Regions from separate parts of the Mus musculus genome. Here all the other regions are linked to region 1. A link is a loop called in an ENCODE intact Hi-C map of the cell type or tissue named here. Cell type or tissue: gastrocnemius. All regions are shown on one strand. Links, peaks and the distances in the headings refer to the core of each region. The heading gives the core; the rest is flanking DNA.

What was found. A loop is a pair of places that touch in the nucleus more often than their neighbours do. Peaks named below come from ENCODE experiments on the same cell type or tissue, not always from the same donor. Only the 100,000 strongest peaks of a DNase experiment are listed, where the experiment ranks them.
Region 2: it touches region 1 in a loop (6-fold over the local background); 2 of 42 quality-filtered maps call a loop at or near these places.
Region 3: a loop joins it to region 1, with 5 times the contacts of the local background. A loop is called at or near these places in 7 of 42 quality-filtered maps.

What each region holds. Positions count from the first base shown.
Region 1 is chr2:132,576,606-132,579,877 of GRCm38, forward strand. Gpcpd1 (glycerophosphocholine phosphodiesterase 1) reads right to left here and starts at 1,643. Exons shown (of 20, transcript NM_028802.3): 1 at 1,463-1,643. In gastrocnemius, for the core only: a CTCF peak has its summit at 1,542; DNase peaks (open chromatin) are centred at 1,112 and 1,650; H3K4me3 peaks cover 1,838 bases; H3K27ac peaks cover 2,213 bases.
Region 2 is chr2:132,651,242-132,654,513 of GRCm38, forward strand. AU019990 (expressed sequence AU019990) reads left to right here. Exons shown (of 6, transcript NR_033468.1): 6 at 1,555-1,826. Among named protein-coding and RNA genes, the nearest start is that of Shld1, 34 kb to the right of the region's middle. In gastrocnemius, for the core only: no CTCF peak of the experiment used is centred there; no DNase peak of the experiment used is centred there; H3K27ac peaks cover 2,297 bases.
Region 3 is chr2:132,637,540-132,640,811 of GRCm38, forward strand. The region is part of intron 4 of AU019990 (expressed sequence AU019990); the gene reads left to right. Among named protein-coding and RNA genes, the nearest start is that of AU019990, 41 kb to the left of the region's middle. In gastrocnemius, for the core only: no CTCF peak of the experiment used is centred there; no DNase peak of the experiment used is centred there; H3K4me3 peaks cover 329 bases; H3K27ac peaks cover 2,500 bases.

The sequences.
Region 1 (3,272 bases), core at 258-2,757:
TTTTGCTGAATGTTTTCAACTGTGGACCTAGCTAGTTTCAGACCTAGCTGGTTTATCAGCTTGAGAAACATACTGGAAATTTAAGCTAACCCCAAAGGGACAGAAACATTTAGCTTACAGCTGAACTGAAAGTGGGTATTTTTAGCTAAAGCACATATTTCTGGCCAAAAAAGAACATCTGTGTTTTCCTTTAAAACTTTTCAAAGAAAAAAAAAGCTGTTTCTAATTCTCCTCGATTCTAGCAGATTCTCAGAATATCCTATAATTAAGAAGCAGGTTAAGTGACCACACTGATGTCTGCCCGTGTTAGTGGGGGGATCACTATGGCCCCATTTCTCAGACCTCCATATACTTTCAGCTAATATTTTAATCAAACATATGCAGACAAGAATGGGTTTTTCATTAAGCAAAGGCATTAGCCTTTGGACAGTCCTTAAGCCAAATTAACATCTCATCATCTTTAGACATGCAGTGGGATTTTTTACAAATGCTTTTCATTTCGTGTTGATATCATTTTCATATGCATTTATTACACGTTTTTATTATATACAAATAGTTGACTCACCCACCAACTTTTTATACACACCAAATATTATTCAGTTTTCTTGTGTTTACCAGTTCTCCGGGTGCAAATTTCCTGTATCTCTCTTTACAGATTTAAATTTTGTTTAGAACACTGATTTCCCCTAGTATGTAAGCCACTGCATGGGGTTTACCAGTTTTATTTTGTGCTGTGTGTTTCTAGAACACTGAGCAATTTGGGAGAGAGGGGAGGCTGACAGCTTGTATTTATTCTTTTCCTTATTGTGTTAGAAATGTAGCAGGCAGCAGCTTGAAGGGCAGAGTTAAGTGGGCAGGAGACCCAGAGTGGCAGGGGACAGGAGTATAAGAGGGGACTCTAGACCCGACCATGCTTGCTGCTTGCAGAGTCAGAGAATCGCTAGAAACCGGCAAACTCCAGGCTTCCAAGCCCTCGGGCTTCTGGCCGGACCCGGCAGATGAAGCAGCACGGGGCAGCCACTGCCTCCAAGCCGGCGACGCCAAGGGGACCGCAGCCCTAAAACGTCACCGAGGGCACGGACGAGGAGCTACACAAAGCCCTGGGTTCCCCCCGCCCGGCTGTACTGTCACCCGGAGTTTCTTTCGCGGGCACTAATTTCTAGGCACTTTGGGGAAAGAAGCAGCTGTCAAAACCGCGCGAGTCACCAGTGCGGGCGCGAGGTGACTGAGGGGGCGCGGAGGAAGGGAGGCACCGAGGGCTTGGGCTCCAGCTCCGCCGTTTTCTTTGTTCCCCTATTCTCCGCCCGGGATTTCCGTGGCTGTCCTGGGTCACGCCGCTCAGTGGGACCGCAGCCGCGCGTGGCAGCCGGGGTTCCAGCCGCACCGCGGCTCCGGAACACCAGGCCGCCCGCCCGCCCGCCCCTCCGCGTGAGCGCCCGCCCGCACCGCCGGCCCCCCTCACCTGCCGCTCCGGGCCGCGCCGAGAGCCTGGGCCGCGGCCGACGGAGCCGAGCGTCAGCGCCTCGCCAGCGCTCCCTTAGGTGGCCCGAGGAAGCAAGGAGCCCAGTTACAGCCGCCTCTCAAACCGGTTTCAGCTGCCCTAGACTAAACTGCCAGCCCACCCCGCGGGGCGGGGTCGAAGGGCGGCGGGGCGGGGCCTGACGTCACGCCCGGTCCGGTCCTGGCCAATCGGCGGCCGCGCGCCGGGGGGCGGGCTGCGTGTTCCTGGAAGGGCTGCCCAGAGACCTGAGGTGGCCCGACAGCCTTAGCCCATCTGGCTGGGGTCAGCTGAGGTACTGAAGGTCAAGGTGGTGCGCCTGTAATCCCAGTGTTGGGGAGGTTGAGCCAGGCAAGTAGACTCGAGTTCGAGGCCAGCCAAGGCTATAAAGTGAGATCCTGTCTCAAAAAAGAGAGCTGAGGGAGCCTGATGTTTTCTGGAAACTGCATTCCTTAGGAAACAATCACAGACTAAATCCTTAAAGCTAAAACAAGGAGCTCAGAACAGCTCAGTGGATAAAGGCATTGACCACATTTGAAGATCTGAGTTCACCCACTGGAATCTACATGGTGAGAGAGACCAGACTCCTGTTGACTTCTAGAAGCCTGCTGTCACAAACCCCAAATAAATAAAATAAGTCAATAAATAAATAAAACCAAACTAGAGTTGTTCTTTGCTTTCTAAAACTACCCTTCCTCTTCTTCCTCCTCCTCCCCTCTCTCCTCTTCCTCTTCCTCCTCTTCTATCTCTGTGTGTGCCTCCAACCCTAAATCAGCCCAAGATCAACCACTAGGTAACTTCTAACACAACATTATGTAATCGGGTTTCACTTCAATTGAGATAGTGAGCATCAAGCAGAATCACCTTTTCGTATTGAAGGTCCACTGCTCTACATCTGCTAATTGCTCGCTGTGACTTCATTTCTCTGCTGTTAGTCATACTTAAGTGGTGTTTTTCAAGAGTCTACTTCCTTTGAATGTTTTTAGTATATCTCATCATTTAGTCAAACTACCATTTGTGCAATATTTATGGTTCGGGATGGTAGATCTAACTCATGCCCCTCCCTAAATCCTCTTAAAATATCAAAAGATCTGCACCTGATACAGATCTGTAATCCTAGAATCTCAGAGGTTAAATCAAGGTTGATATGAGTTGGAGGCTTGCCTGCCTGCGTAATGGGTACTAGACCAGCAACAGCTTACATTACAAGACATTGTCTCAAAACAACAATAAAAGTATGGTTGACCCAACGTATCCTTGAGTTCCACATTGGCAGATTCAAGCAATCACAGGCGAGAAATGGGGGGAAAAATGTATTCGTATTAACATATAAACGAGGGGGAGAGGGATTTAAAAATAAAGGCATATGCTGGGTGGGAAAGATAGCTCAGTAGTTAAGAGTGCTTATTCTTGCAGAAGACCTGGAATTGGTTCCCAGCACCCACATGGCAGCTCACAACTTTCCATAATTTCAGTGTAGGGACTTCAATGTCCTGTTCTGTCCCCGAAGGGCACCAGTCCCATATGTGGTGCATACATACATACACATACATACATACCACACATACATACAAAATAAACTTAAAATAACCCCTAAAGTAAGGGGTATGCATTGCTTATATGAAGATAGTATATTAATCATATAAGAAACCTGAACATTTTGGAATCCTAGTTGAGCTCTGTAACCAACCCCCTACAGATTCTGGGAGATAACTTGAATCCACACTTGAAGGATGGCCTATGGCCAGAAACAGAGGTTTCTACAAGATAACTA
Region 2 (3,272 bases), core at 369-2,868, 75 kb after region 1:
ACCCACAGCCAAACATTAGAGGGAGCTGGGTGAATCCTGCAGCAGGGAATTGTAGAAGACAGACTTGTCAAGGACACCACAGGGAAACTGACAGAATCAACCCACCTGGGCTCATGGGAGCTCACAAAGACTGAACTGACAACCAGGGAGCCTGCATGGGTGTGACCTAGGTCCTCTGCATATTTGTTATAGTTGTGTAGCTTGGTCTTCTTGTGGGACTCCTAACAATGGGAACAGGGGCTGTCTCTGACCTTTTTGCCTGCTTTCGGGATCCTTTTCCTCCTGAGATGCCGCATCCAGGCTTAATGTGAGGGGAGGTGCCTAGTCTTACTGGGACTTGGCATGCCAATTTGGTTGATATCCAAGGGAGGCATCCACCCCTTTTTCTGAAGGAAAACAAGGAGGATGGGATGAGGGGGACTGGCAGGAGAGGAAAGAGGAAAAACTGCTATCAGGATGTAATATATGAGAGAATAAATAATTTTTTTTTTAATCTAAGAACATAAGCCAGGCGTGGTGGTACACACCTTTAATCACAGCACTCAGGAGGCAGAGGCAGGTGGATTTCTGAGTTCGAAGCCAGCCTGGTCTACAGAGTGAGTTCCAGGACAGCTAGGGCTATACAGAGAAACCCTATCTTGGGAAAAAAAAAAATCTATGAACATAACCCAACTACCGCCATATCTAATGGATTGGAAATATTTGACAACCTTCTAACTTCCTTGATGTCAAAAAAAATGAGTAAAAATTAATTTATTGTAACTAAAAAAAATTTTTTTTAACTTAAAAATTTGTTTTGCATTTAGTGTGGTGGTACGGAACTTTAATTCCAGCACTCAGGAGGCAGAGGTTGGTGGGTCTCTGTAAGTTAACTGAAAAAGAATTGACTTAACCTTGATCAAAGAATTTAGATTAGATTTTTTTTTTTCAGCATAAAAAAACATTTAAAGAATTTATATAGGAAAGGGAACCAAAATCTTGCTTGAGTATTACAAAAGAGAGGAAGGAAGGAAGGAAGGAAAAAAGGAAGGAAGGAAAGAAGGAAGGAAGGAAGGAAGGAAGGAAGGAAGGAAGGAAGGAAGGAAGGAAGGAAGCAAGGAAGGGTAGAGAGAAAAGGGGCTGACATGGGACTTTTTGCTGAACAAAAGGCCTTCTGGCCTCCTTGCATGCTGTAGTTTCTCTGGAGCCCCTAAATCCGTGTTAGAATTTGTAAAAGAAAAACATGTGGCAGTAACATTAGAAGACTGTAGGCCATGCATCGCCTCAGATCAGCATCAAAAGGATGAATGGGAGGGGGGCCGGGGAGGGGGATGGCCCTAGGGCTGTCTAGAGCTCGGTTTCTTAAACTGTGGATCAACACCCCATATCGGGTTATGCTACTGAATGCGAGAGAGGGCACAGAAAAAATCTGGAAGCAGTAAAAGGTTACTGAACCCCTAGAATTAAAATTTAATTCAAAGTCAAATGCCTCATAAATCTAAGCTGTTTCTGCCAGAGCTCACTCTTGCTGCACAGCGCCATGCAGTTTTAACCTAGCCTTGGTTCTGATTACAGTGTGTGAGTTCCCGGATGCAAGGTCAACGAGCAAGGAGAACTGTCGCAAACACGCCTGCTCAGACTCCAGGCCTGTGTGCGTTGTGGACTGCCGTGCTTTTGGTTTTTACTGTTATAGAAACACAGCAGTTTAAGTACAGAAAACAAAGACACTTAATATTTTCCTACTGATACTCCTTGGCATTAAATTAGTATACGTTTGGATTATATTGTGTCAAGTGCTTGATTTTAAAAATTGCCATTTGAGTGACTCACTCAAGTGTCATTAAAAAGCAATCACAGAGTAAAGCCTGGTGTGGTGGCCCGTGATTCTAATTTCTGCATTCGGTAGACAGAGGCAGGGGGATCCTCACGAGTTCAAGCCCAGTTGGGGCTCCACAGGAGACCCTGAGTCCAGAAAACTGGAGAAAAGGACCAAGAAAAGAATCTTACTTTGGTTTTAGGACAGAATTTCCAGGCAGGCTGGAGAGATGGCGTAAGCTGTAAGCCCTAACTCAGTCCTCAGACCCCACATGGCAGGAGAGGGTACACTCTCAGCAGCTGTCCTCTGACCTCCACAAACATGCTGTGCACACACACACACACACACACACACACACACACACACACGCAGGCACATACTAATAATAAAATTTAAAATAATTTTTAAAAAGCTTTGTTTCAAAGATATCTCTCTCTCTCTCTCTCTCTCTCTCTGTGTGTGTGTGTGTGTGTGTGTGTGTGTGTGTGTGTGAACATGTGCCACTGTATGTGGGTGCCACATGAGTCCAGAATACGGTGTCAGCCTCCCTAGAGCTGGAGTTACAGGCAGTTGTCAGTTGCCTGACATGGGTGTTGGAACCAAACTCAAGTCCTCTGGAATTACAGCAAGTGCTCTCAACTCCTGAGCCACCTCCCAGGCCCCCTTACAGATAACTGAAAAATTAAAAAGAATTTCCAACAATCTCTGTGTGATGGTTTGTATATGCTCACCCCAGGGAATGAAACTATTAAGAGGTTGGAGTAGGTGTGTCACTGTGGATGTGGGCTTTAAGACCCTCATCCTAGCTGCCTGGAAGTCAGTATTCTGCTAGCAACCTTCAGATGAAGATGTAGAACTCTCAGCTCTGTCTGTACCATGCCTGCCTGGATGCTGCCATGTTCCCACCTTGATGACAATGGACTGAACCTCTGAACCTGTAAGCCAGCCGCAATTAAATGTTGTCCTTATAAGAGCTACCTTGGTCACAGCAGTAAAACTCTAACTGAGACACTCTGAAATGGTTCTAAACATACTTCTGCCATGTTGCTCTATTTATTTAATTGAAGTACTCTCTGTTGGTAATTATAAAAACAAAGAATTGATCTACTTCGAAGAACATTGAAGATGCTGTGTCTTGTAGCAGCAGATATTTGTCATAATTTAATTCTTTATGTAAAACATCTGAGAACATCTAGCTCATTTCTATGCACATTTGCTTTATTCCTTAATAAATGGTAACAATTATATGCCTCAGACTTCCAAGTGCTGGGATAACAGACCATTCAATTCCCAAAGAATTGCTTTAAAATATTTTTTCATGATTTTATCAGAAAATGTTTAATTTGTAATTTATTTTATATGCTTATATGCCTGGGTCCTATAAAAACTTCTCAGGCAAAAAGAGGCTCATGGGAACAGTTTATGAAGCTTTGCTCTGGGGCAGCTCAGGGAGGGTTGAGTTTGGAGACTTCTATTC
Region 3 (3,272 bases), core at 369-2,868, 61 kb after region 1:
AAGGGCCTCTCCTCTCATTGATGGCCTACTAGGCCATCCTCTGCTACATATGCAACTAGAGACACAGCTCTAGGGGATACTGGTTAGTTCATATTGTTGATCCTTCTATAGGGTTGAGTATTTTCTCTAGCTCCTTCTTTAGGGGCCCTGTGTTCCATCCAATAGATCTGTTTTAAAGAAATGATTGCGTCTACAGAAAACCTGCTGGCATGGTTGTAAAATTATAAATCTCACAAAGGGAAGGGCTTTGTGGCCAAATTCATGTGGTATGGTCTGTTTCCTTGTTCATGGAACCTCTTCCTTCTCCTGAAGGGGCAAAGGGAAGTTGGCAGGCTATGTTTCCCAGCCTCCTACACTTAGCAGAGCCGTGGAACTGTTTGCTGGTACATTACCTCAGTCTCGCTTTCCCCTCATGATTTCTTTAGGCACGCTGGATAATCTAGGATAACCCCCAATCTCCAAGCTGATTAGCAACCTAATTCACTTCTGCCACGTAATCCTATGTCCTACCAGGGTCCAGGGCTGTGACATGGATATCTGTGAGGGGCTATTGTTAGTGGCCGTGAGAGAGAGAAAAAAGCACTGTTTGCCAAAGGAAAGTTGGCATAGGAAAGGTCAGTGCCTCCCTCTGTAACCTGCATGCCCTTATCTTGATGCGCTTTATTTATATTTCGGTTTTGTTTGAGGGTTTTGGACAGAGTATCACCGTATAGCTTGGTTGGCCTGGAACTCCCTATATAGGTCACACGGGCTTCTTCTCTCAGTAATCCTCCGACCCTGCTTCCTGAGTTCCGGGATTACAAGTGTGCAGCATACCCCGTGTTCACTCATATTTTTATTATGCATCTGTAGCAGATGCCTATGGGGTGTTTTGCCATATAGTGTCATCCACCTGCTTCAGGGCACTTTGGAGAGACAGTTCCATGAACTTTGCCAGTTTTCTGTTTTCAAGCTAACCTGGAAACACCTCCGCTCTCTCTTAGGCAGTAAAAGGTCACTCAGCCAGATTCGGGTACATGAAAGTACATGGAGTTAACACGCCCAGGAGCAGTGCTCATCTGACAGAGAGTGAGACCCATGGTTAGGCATGGCAGGCTCCAGCCTGTAGCAGAGCTTCTGAGGGTTCTCTGTGGTTCCCTCCAAGGTCCCTGAGTCTCAGTTGCCCTCAGTGGTTACCTATGAACCAACCTTGTGTTTTTATTGCTGTGAAGAGATCCCATGACCACAGCAATTGTTATACAGGAAAACATTCAACTGGGGCTGGCTTACAGTTTCAAAGGTTTAGTCCATTATCATCATGGTGGGGAGCATGCAGCATGTTGGCAGACGTGGTGATAGAGAAGGAGCTGAGAGTTCTACATCTTGATCTAAAGGCAGCTGAAGGAGACTGTGCCACACTGGGCACAGCTTGAGCATAGGGGACCTTTCAGCCTATCCCCCAGTGAGACACTTCTTCTAACAAGGCCACACCTCTTAATAGTGCCACTCCCTAAGGGCCAAGCAGAGGAACGTGAGTCTATGAGGACATTCCTATTCAAACCACCACGCACTGTCTTAGCTGTTCTCCTCTCTCTGCTTTATTCTTCCTGCCTATGATTTCAACTTCCTAGCATTACCTATCCAATAGTCTACCTGCATCCATATCCTTCCCTTAGGGTTGCCTTAGGGAGAAATGAAATCCTATCGTGCTTGCTGCCCACATCTTGTGGAGTTAGCGGTTCCAGCATGTCAGGTGAAACCACAACATCACACCAGAGCAGCTCGGTTGTACACATCTCTTCTGACCTGCGAGAGTCCTTTGGGTTGGTTGGTGACCTGCCACAAAAACTGCCTTCGATTAATCATGTCTTCTGAGACAATTCCACGAAAGGCTGCTTCTAAACATTGCTATTGGCTGATTATGAGGCCCCACAGCAGGATCTGTTGGAGGAGTAAGAACCACCCTTCTGAGGCACGTGCTAAAAGGTCTCCGTACCTAAGGGCAGGGAAAGGTTGTTTGAGGTTATCTCTCTTTTAGTTCAGGCTGAGGTCCTGTTTGTTTATCTGAGTTCTGGAAATAACCCTGGGAATTCATTTAGGTGCCAAGGGAAACATGAGGACGGTGTACTCTAAAAACACTTCGCTGTAAGCTGCCGCAGCAGACAGCAGCCACAAAACCAGAGAAGGTTATTGGGACCCTCCTGTAGACCCAACAAATGCCTGGTGACTTTGGGGGAGAAGTTATATATTCTTTATTGGCTAACGGGGATATTATTGTACCTGTGTTCTAAAGATAGCAAAAGTAATGGTGTAGCATTTGGGAAGAATTTTAATATCTCCCTGGGATGGGTCAGAGATTGTCCTCGTTAGGGTTTCTATTACTGCAATGAAACACCATGACCAAAAAAGCAGTGTTGGGAGGAAAGGGTCTATTCTGCTTATATGTCCACATCAGTGTTCATCATCCACAGAAATCAGGACGGGGCTCAAACAGGGCAGGAACCTGGAGGCAGGAGCTGATGCAGAGGCCACAGAGGACAGCTGCTTACTAGTTTGCTTCCCCCTGGCTTGCTCAGCCTGCTTTTTGATAGAATCCAGAACCACCAGCCCAGAGATGGCACCACCCACAATGGGATGGTGGGATGGGCCCTCCCCCACCAGTCACTAATAAAGAAAATTCCTTACTGCTGGATCTTAGTCTTTTTTTTTTTTTTTTTCCGGTTTTTCGAGGCAGGTTTCTCTGGACAGCCCTGGCTGTCCTGGAACTTACTTTGTAGACCAGGCTGGCCTCAAACTCAGAAATCTGCCTGCCTCTGCTGGGATTAAAGGCATGCGCCACCACGTCCGGCTTTTAGTCATCATTTCAATTGAAGTTCCCTCCCTCCAGATAACTCCAGTGTGTGTGTCAAGTTGACCTAAGACTATCCAGCATGTTGCTGGGTACCTCTTGCAGGGTAACATGTGCCCATTTTCTTATGAAGTCTTCTTTCCTGTACTGGGGCTGGGGAGAGTTGGAATGAGACCCAGACCTCTTCAGCATTCTGGGAGGACCCTTTCCAGGAGTTGAGGAAGATGTCTTGAGATGAAGAAATGCCACAGGAAGCTGAGGAGTATCTTGAGAATAGTATCTATCTGAGAATAGCATCTTGGAGGAGAGAACTGGCCATGCAAGGAAGCCAGGCTGTGGTGCCTTCATAATACCGCCTCTAATACTATGAGGAGATCAGGGAAGTCCCTCAGAGCTGTCCTAGACTGAGGTAAAGAGTCCTTAGACACGGCTGCTCCAGGAAGTT